Linked DNA regions of Homo sapiens: region 1 is linked to region 2. The links are chromatin contacts, found by Hi-C or POLR2A ChIA-PET in ENCODE. All regions are on one chromosome and are shown on one strand. The core of a region is the stretch at or near the end of the contact, and the rest is flanking DNA. Distances in the headings are between cores, read along the strand shown. Region 1 holds the start of CORO1A (coronin 1A). Region 2 holds the start of ASPHD1 (aspartate beta-hydroxylase domain containing 1).

Region 1 (4,236 bases), core at 966-3,465, 280 kb before region 2:
CGAGCTGGGGGACAGAGTTGCTAGGTCCTCAGACAGGCCCAGAGCCAGAGTCCCTCCCAACCCTGAGAACGCTGCCAGGGCCCCCAGACCCCATCCCAACCCCCTCTGTGTTTCCATGGGGAGAAAGCCCCAGGCTGAGGCTCAGGAGGGCTGATCATGGGTCTGCAGGACTGTCTGTAGTCCTGGTCACTGGTGTGACCCATCTTGTGTTGGCTCCTTCTGAGCGTCAGTTTCCACACAGCCACAGCACAGAGGAGCTGGAGGAAGTGTAAGGCTCATGGGGCCCAGCTCAGTTTTCCAGATGGCAACACAGGCCCTGGAAGGCCTGGTGACCGTCACCTAATCAGGACCTGCACAGAGCCATGGGTCCGGTGGAGGAGCTGCTCCCCCCAGGGCCCCAGGGGCTCACCTTGCCCAGGGGCAGCACCAGGAAGGCCCCTCCCCCGCTGGCCTCACAGATCAGGGCCACAAACTTAGGGTTGACAGCACAGAAGCCACTGTCCCAGGTGGTCTGTGAGACGCGCACATCTTCATAGCACTGGTCGGCCTTGGCCGGCTGTCCAAACACGTGGCGGAACTTGCTGGAGCGGACCACCTGCCGGCTCATTCTGGGGGCACACAGCATAAGAGCATTTCTCCCTTCAGGTCAACTCTGATCTTCCAGTGGTCCCCACCTCCCCCAGGACACCCCTCAGTCTGGCTTTTAAGGTCCCAGCATCATCTCCAGGGGCTCCCTATTCTTCCCTCTGTGGCTGATGCCTGCTTGCCTTCCCCAGCCTCTCCTTCCCTCTAACCTGCAAGCCCCCTTCTCCCTGGCCCCAGGCCACTCTGAGCCACCCTCTCAATCTGTACCCTCAGCCTCTGCAACAGAGCCTGGCGTGGTGTTGCCCCACTGCATGTTTGTTGACTGACTGGCTGATGGATGCAGAGCCCGTCCTTCCTAATGGTTCAGACTCAGGCGTCATCAGCCCAGATGGCTCCGAGGGTGGGTTCTCTCTTAGTTACCGTGTCCAGAGCCCACCTCCCTCACACCCACACAGCGCTTCCTAAAGGCAGGGACAGGAGCTGGCCTCCCTCGCCTGCTGGCATGGGGCTGGACACAGGAGGAAGTGGCGTGGGGGCTGCCTGAGGGGAGTGAGGCGGCAGGATAGCTTCCCCAGCAGGTCTCTGGCTCAGGTCCAGGTATCTCCTCCTCCCCATACCTCTGCCTCTCGCCTCCGCTCAGAAAAGCAGGTGCCCTTAAGAGCCATCTCCACCCCCATGTAAACTGCACACAGGAAGGGAGAGGCCACTCCGACTGCTCTGAGGTCCAGGTAGGATGGTTTCCCCCAGTGTCTGGGTGGGGAGCAAGGAACTCCAGGGGCGACCTTGTGCCACCGCATCACCTTCCTGCTCAGGGAAGGGGCCTGTGCTGCCGCTTGGAGGGTGCCATGCCCAGAGCCTCTGCCCCTAGCCTCAGCCTCGCCTACTCACTGGGGGCTCCAGCACCCCCGGCCACCCCAGGACTCCCGAAGAGGCTGCTAGGTCGGCCTGCCCAAAGAGCGGTGAGGAGCGTATGTGAAGAGCCCCAGTCTTGAGGAGCAGCCTGTATCTGGAGAGAGGGGAGCCCCGGACCAGAGGTGGGGGACAGGAAGCCATCGCCCCACCCTGCCTCCTCCCCCACCACAGGTACCAGGCCCGGAAACCACGGAAAGGGGAACTTGGTCTTTTCTTGTTTTGCTCTCAACCCCTTCCTGTCTCCAAGCCCAGGGCAGCTGCCCCGCTCACCCCACCCTGCCCTCGTCCCCACCCTCCCCGAGACTCAATTCCGTGGGGAGTCGGGCCCTCGACACTGTGCTGACCCCCGGCCACCCACCTCCATCTTGGCCGCGGTGGTCCCTAGCCCTCGCCTCCGCAGAGCGCTCTGGGGCCCCGGCGGCCCCCACTCCAAGCAGCGTCCCCCCACGGGCTGCTGCGCCCGCTACCTGGCCCCGGCGCTGGCTGGGTCGCGGTGACAGCCGCGCGCCCCCGCAGCCCGCGGCTCCCACGCGCGCGCCGCCCCACAGGTGGCCCTCGCCCCGGCCCACCCGCGCCTCCCAGGCCCAGCCTCACCTGCTGCCGAGAGAGGACAGTGATCCCCCAAAAGCCGGAGGTGGAGGAGGAGGAGGAAGAGGAGGAAGGAGCTGGAGGAGCCGGGGACTCGCCCGCTGAAGATGCTCTTGTCAAGACAATGAATGAGAAGCAGCCGTGCGCCCGCCTCCGGGGTGGCCGCGCCCCTTGGGGCGGAGCTCTTCCAGGCCCGCCCTGCGCTCCCGGGCTCCCGCTGCGGCCGCCTCTCTCCCCGGCCCCTGCCCGTGCACCACGTTGGTCCCCAACCATAGCGCAGGCTGCCATCCCGGCTCCGGGAAGCGAATCTAAACTTCTTTTTAAAATGTCAAAACGCAAGAGCACCCCATTGCTTCTTTCCTCCCTGCGTCCGCCCCCAGCCTCCTCGCCAGCCTTTCCCTGGCAGGCACGAAAGCGCCCCAGGCCCGCCCGCCAGGCCTCGGTGCCCGCCCCGGCCCGGCTGCGCCGCCCCTTCCTCCCGGCCCCGCAGACGCGAGCGCAGGGGGCGCGGGGGGCGCGGGGGGCGCGAGGGGCGCGGGGGGCGCGGGCGAGGAGGAGCCCCGAGCGCGCTCCTGGACCCCCGGGACCTGGCTCTTGCCTGGCTCTGAGATCTAAGCATGGGTGGCCCCGGGAGTCGCTTCTCCTCCCTGGATCTCCTGGCTTCATCGGGAACACCCCTGCCCTCCTGCTGAAATAATCCGGCATCACGGGCACCTACTTCGTGCCAGGGGCTACAGGGTCGAGCAAGGCAGGCAAGCCAGGCAGGTTTCCGCCCCTGAAGAGCCCAGCCTGGGGGAAGGAGGAGGAGCCCACGGCCGCTCCAAGCCCTGGCTTTGGCGAAGGCTCGAGGGCAAGGAGGAATAGTTCCCACCCTTGGATTCAGAGAGGCTTCTGGAGGCAGCAACAGCGGGCAGGAAAGGCCTGCTCTAGAGTCAGACTATGTCATGAGTGCGACCGCAGCCTGTCACCTGCTGAGTGAGGTGTGGCCGCTACTTAGCCTTTCTCAGCCTCGGTTTCTCCCTCTGTAACAGTCATACCTGCCACGTAAGAGGTATGGGGATGATTACCTAAAATAACCCAAGGAAGTCAGTAAGGACCTCATCTAGAAAGTGGCGGGTGCTTAATAAACGTTAGCTCTCAGCCATGCGTAGTGACTCACGCCTGTAATCCCAGCACTTTGGGAGGCCAAGGCTGGCGGATCACCTGAGGTCAGGAGTTCGAGACCAGCCTGGCCAACATGGTAAAACCGCATCTCTACTAAAAATACAAAAATTAGCGTGGTGTAGTGATGCACCCCTGTAATCCCAGCTACTGAGGAGGCTAAGGCATGAGAATAGCTTGAACCCTGGAGGCAGAGGCTGCAGTGAGCCAAGATTGAGCCACTGTTATCACCCAGTCTTCTCTGGGTGAAAGAGCAAGACCGTCTCATTTTAAAAAAAGTTAGCTCTCATCATTCTTGTTTAAAAAGTATCTGGGCTGGGCCTGAAAGGATTAGGAAGAGCCAACAGGCAAGGCTAGAGGGGTGACCTGTAGGCTGAGGGACAGCCCTGTCGTGTGGAGAAGTTCAAGGAACAGCAAGGGACGGGTTCAAGTCCCACCTCTGCCACTGACTGGCTGTGCGATCTTGGCCAAGAGGGCTAATCTCTCTGAACCTCATTTTGTCATTGGTAAATGGGGAATTAATAAGATTTGAACTGCCCACCTCACAAAGTTATGAGGCTCTGGCCGGGCGCAGTGCCTCACGCCTGTAATCCCAGCACTTTGGGAGGCCAAGGCGGGCAGATCACGAGGTCAGGAGATGGAGACCATCCTGGCTAACATGGTGAAACCCCCTCTCTACTAAAAATACAAAAAATTAGCCAGGCATGGTGGCAGGCGCCTGTAGTCCCAGCTACTTGGGAGGCTGAGGCAGGAGAATGGTGTGAACCCAGGAGGCGGAGGTTGCAGTGAGCCGAGATCGTGGCACTACACTCCAGCCTGGGTGACAGAGCGAGACTCCATCTCAAAAAAAAAAAAAAAAAAAAATTACCCGGGCATGGTGGTGCATGCTTGTAATCCCAACTACTCTGGAGGCTGAGGCAGGAGAATTGCTTGAACCTGGGAGGCGGAGGTTGCAGTGAGCTGAGATGGCACTATTGCACTCCAGCCTGG
Region 2 (4,280 bases), core at 362-2,861:
TATGAAGGTGGTGTGCAGATAACCGAGGCTGAGGAAATGCTGCTGTGGGTGGCAACAGGGAGCCATGGAAGAAGAGAGGCACAATGAGAACCAGACAGCAGACGGCTCTGGCGGAGAGAAGGGTCTGGGGGGGAAATCATCGAGGCAAGGAGGTTGTCAGTAGGCGGCAGCTACTTACCCAGATGGCATCTGACCCGGGCATTGGTGGGCCCACAGCGGCCCTCGAGCCGGGCCCCAGGCAGGAGAACGGAAAAGCCGGCATTGCCGAAGGTGTTGGCACTCATAAAGCTTCGAAGCCCCCTCAGTGCCCGATAGGCCCCCGGGCACCGGCGGCAGTTGCTGGGTTGGCACCGGCCTGCTTGGTACAGCAGGAGCTGGTAGCACCCGGGGGCCAGAGGTGGGGACCAGCCCCGAGGCGGAGGGGTAGTCCCTGAGAAGTCCCAGCTCACAGCCCCGAAGTCCCGCAAAATGGCAGGGAAGCTGCTCTCCAGGAGCTCCACGTCGTGCCGCTGGGCGTCCCGCGGCACAAAGGGGGCTGAAGGCAGGTCTGGTAGGAAAAGCAGGCCTGGGCGCTGAATACCTAGGACCCCTGGCCCTCTCCCAGGGCCTGGGCCACCCTGAGCTGCCCGCCTCACTCTACCCATCCCAGCCCAGGAGTAGCGCCTTGCGTAGGCCCGAAGCCGCCGGCTCACTAGGCCTTCCGTCCTAGGTCCTTCCCCGGGATCCCCAGGACCCCCTGGGCTTGGCCCGCCGGCCTCCGAGCATCCCACAGGCCCACCACGAACACCCCCAGCTCGGCTCCCAGCCCCTAGGGCCTGCATGTCTTGGGAGCCCAGGCGGTAGCAGTACCAGAGGAACAGGGAAGTGAGGGCCCCGAAGAGCAAGGTGAGGGCCGAGGAGGCCAGGGGTAGTGGCCACGGGAGCATGATCAGGGAGGCCCTGGCCAAGAGGCCTGGGGCGTCCTCCGGACCCCAGTTCCCCTGTCCCCCCAGCTCCCCACCTGTCCCTTCCATGGCTGCCCCCTGGCTCCCCGCTGGACTGTTTCCCTTCCACATTCCACTCTGGGCTGTCTCTCTCTCCTTCCGCGGTCCTCTCTCCACGCTGAAGCTCCCTCTCCCCTCCTTCATGCACCTCCAACCCTCCTCTCTCCTTTCTCTCCCCTTTCTCTCTCCTTCTACCTCTTCTTCCTCCTCTCCCTCTGTCGCCTCCTCACCCTCTTCTTTCTCCTTCCAGCAGCCTCCTCTCTCTCGCTCTGCTTCTCTCTCCCACCTCAATCTCCCCCTTTCCTCCCCACCCCCGCTTTTCGCTCGCTCTCTCTCCCCGCTTCCTCCTAGCTCCCCTGGGCAGCGGTTCCTACCCTGCCTGGACCTGCAGTCCCGGGAACCCGCAGCCTGTCTTCCTCCGCGGCAGCTTCTTTCTCTCCGGCCTCACTGCTCTCTCCTTGCCCTCGCTCCTCACTAGCCCCGACCCTGCGGTCCTGCCTGGCTCTCGCTCCCTCTCTCCTACTCGCTCCTTCCTGGGCTCCCACTCACCCTGACGTCACTCCTTCCCGGAGCCCTCTCAGCTCAGCCACCCCCGAACCCTCCCAGTGGCACAGCAAATCAGCCGGGTGCCGGGGGAGGGGGGAGAGTTGTCGCTGGAGGTGCCTCCCCACCCCCCCCGCCCGGAAAGGGCGCCACGTGGGGCGCAGGGGCCACGGTGCCAGCCTCCAGCCGTCCCGCAATGCGAAAGAAGGGGCGGGTCGTATCGGGCGGGGCCTGAGGGGCGGGGCCTGAGGGGCGGGGCGAGCGCGGACTGACGGCTGGGCAGGCGCCCGGGACTGCGGGCAAGGATGCTGAGGCCAGTCCGTCGGGCGGCTGGTCCGTCGGTCGGTCGGCCTGTGACTCCCGCTGGCCCTAGGCAGCCCGGGAGCCCGCGAGCCTGGCAAACACCGAAAGCGGCCTCAGCCAATCGCGGGCGGCGTCGGGCCGGGCCCGCCCCGGCGGGGCGAGGGGAGCTGTCCGCGCGCCGCTGGTGCTGAAAAGGGCGCTCCGGAGGGAAAATCAGAGCCGAGGCCGCCTGTTAGCTGGCCGGGGTCAGGGTTTATGGAAGAGGAGGGGTCTGTCTCTCCTCCCCAAACCCCGGCCCGTCACCCACGAGACTTGTCACAATCGTGGAAGCTCTCTATTCCCCTGGAGGAGGGAGAGCCCATTCCACCCGAGCTACTGTAAAAGGGGAAGGGAAGCCCCTTGGGAGGTCTGAATGTGAACAGGGGGCATAATTGGGGGCCTAGCAGGCGCGAACCAAGCTATGCAGCCCCTCGGCACCCTGGGAAGAGGAGATTCAGATTCCAGATGTGCTGGAATGGCAGGCGGAGGGGGCTAATTACTGCTGGGACCAGAGAGTTTCCTTTGCCTCCCCTAGGGGCCGCGGGAGTGAGGATTACGGCCCTGGCTCGTATGATCCCTCCCTCCTCCATCTGCACTTCCTCCTCCTCCCTCCCCGTCAAATAAATCCCAGGCCCCTCCCTCCGCCCGTCCCCAGGATCTGACGTGGGCTCGATACCTTTCTCAGCTTCTCCCTCCCGCAGCTCCAGTGCCCGAGCTTCGGCTCTCCCAGTTCCCCAACCCACCCCTTCCCCTCCCCGACAAGCCCCGCTAGAGCCCAGTGGAGACCCCCTCGATCCTCGACCCCACCCTAAACCCCCAGAAGCTGTCTTTCTCCTCCCCAGTCCCCTAGCTTGGGGTCCAGACAGCCCAGTGGACCCAGGCGCCTGAGCAGGAGGGTAACCCAGGCCACCCGGCCCCTTCGGCCCTCTCGGCCCCACCCCCTGCAGCCGGAGCCGCGCCCCCTCCACCACAGAGCCGCGAGAAGAGGACAGAGGAGACTGAGCAAAGGGGGGTGGGCTCCAGGCGACCCCTAGCCCAATTCTGCCCCTCCATCCCAAGGGGCAGAGAAATTGTCTTTCTTTGCTGACTCCTACGAGGAAAAAAAAAAAAAAAAAAAAAACAATTAAAGGGAAAGATAAACGGAGACGGAGGAAAGGTGGCAGCCAGATTACTTAGAGAGGCACAGAGGAGAGAGATCGGGGTGAGTCGCCATGGGGACTCCCAGGGCCCAGCACCCGCCGCCTCCCCAGCTGCTGTTCCTAATTCTGCTGAGCTGTCCCTGGATCCAGGGTAAGGACATGAGACTGTGGGGGTGGGCCCCAGGAAGGCGTCCAGCGGGGTCCTCCACCCTCCTTTCTCTTAATATCCTGGGTCTTCCGAGCACATGGGGGAGGGGAGAGGCACAGCTGATGGGGAAGGGGCAAGCCAGAGCTTTCAGGCTTGAACCCGAAGCCCCTTAACCCTCAATATTGAGAAGGCAGAGAAATGAATGAGAGAAGCTTTTAGCAGTGTCTCAGGGGCTAGATCCAAGAAGGAGGGCTGGGAAAGTTGGGGGGATGTCTGCGGAGGCGGCAGAAGCATGGAGGGACCTGGGTGGGAGATGGAGGTGCTGAGAGAGATGCCAGGCGCTGTACACACAACTGTTCTTGGATGAATGGACAAAGACAGATGAGCAGAGGCAGGGCTCAAAGACCAGATTTTCAGTCCCCCACTCTGACCCCCAGCCAGACTCCAGGGAAGGAGGCAGAGACTGCAGAGGACCAGAGAGAGAGAGGGTGGGGGGGAGAGAGAGAGAGAGAGAGAGAGAAAAGACAGCCACACTGCAGAGACAGAAACCCAGAGAGAAAGCCAGGCACTGCGGAAGCAAGGGCTGGGAGGTGCGGCCAGATCCTCTGCAGAGCCCCAGGGTTGGGGGGAGATCACCACTGAGGTGAAAGGGAAGGCAGCACCGGCGACCCCTCTGCCTTGCTGGCGCTGTCCAGGGTCCATAAGAGCTAAGGTGTTCAATGAAGGCCCACACAGCCCAGGGAGAAGGGAGAGGGGAGGGGAGAGAAGAGGTGTGGGAGTGGGAGTATGAGGGCAGCTGGGAGCCCCTCCTCCGATCTTGGCCCTCAGTCGAGCCTGGGACCATCTGAGCCCCTGCAGGCCCAGCTGATGGAGGAGGGAGGAAGAGTTCTAGAAAATATCTCTCTGGAGAAGGAAGGGGTGTGGGGAAGTGGAGAAGCTCACACAACTTCACCTCCTAGGTCTGCCCCTGAAGGAGGAGGAGATATTGCCAGAGCCTGGAAGTGAGACCCCCACGGTGGCCTCTGAGGCCCTGGCTGAACTGCTTCATGGGGCCCTGCTGAGGAGGGGCCCAGAGATGGGCTACCTGCCAGGTGAGGCCCCCAGAGTGGCAGGAGTGGCCTAGAG

The links. Hi-C counts contacts between places; a loop is a spot of excess contacts on that map. ChIA-PET counts read pairs that join two places held with the same protein, here RNA polymerase II (POLR2A). Pooled maps may share reads with other maps.
Region 1: a pooled map shows a loop between it and region 2 (5-fold over the local background). The contact joins the promoter of CORO1A here to the promoter of ASPHD1 in region 2. A Hi-C loop is called at or near these places in 1 of 50 pooled maps. POLR2A ChIA-PET finds 5 or more read pairs at or near these places in 2 of 52 experiments (Caco-2 and Panc1).

What each region holds. Positions count from the first base shown.
Region 1 is chr16:30,181,581-30,185,816 of GRCh38, reverse strand. It overlaps CORO1A (coronin 1A), which reads right to left and starts at 2,215. Exons shown (of 11, transcript NM_007074.4): 1 at 2,092-2,215; 2 at 410-608. The coding sequence starts at 607. CORO1A-AS1 (CORO1A antisense RNA 1) reads left to right here and starts at 1,029. Exons shown (of 2, transcript NR_186359.1): 1 at 1,029-1,313; 2 at 2,046-2,424. RefSeq lists enhancers at 1-311, 312-851, 852-1,393, 1,394-1,934, 3,353-3,462 and silencers at 313-412, 1,783-1,892, 1,923-2,382, 2,523-2,632.
Region 2 is chr16:29,897,819-29,902,098 of GRCh38, reverse strand. ASPHD1 (aspartate beta-hydroxylase domain containing 1) reads right to left here and starts at 1,611. Exons shown (of 3, transcript NM_181718.4): 1 at 179-1,611. The coding sequence starts at 1,127. It overlaps SEZ6L2 (seizure related 6 homolog like 2), which reads left to right and starts at 2,549. Exons shown (of 18, transcript NM_001243332.2): 1 at 2,549-3,158; 2 at 4,115-4,246. The coding sequence starts at 3,080. RefSeq lists enhancers at 1-590, 2,357-2,651 and a silencer at 1,564-1,993.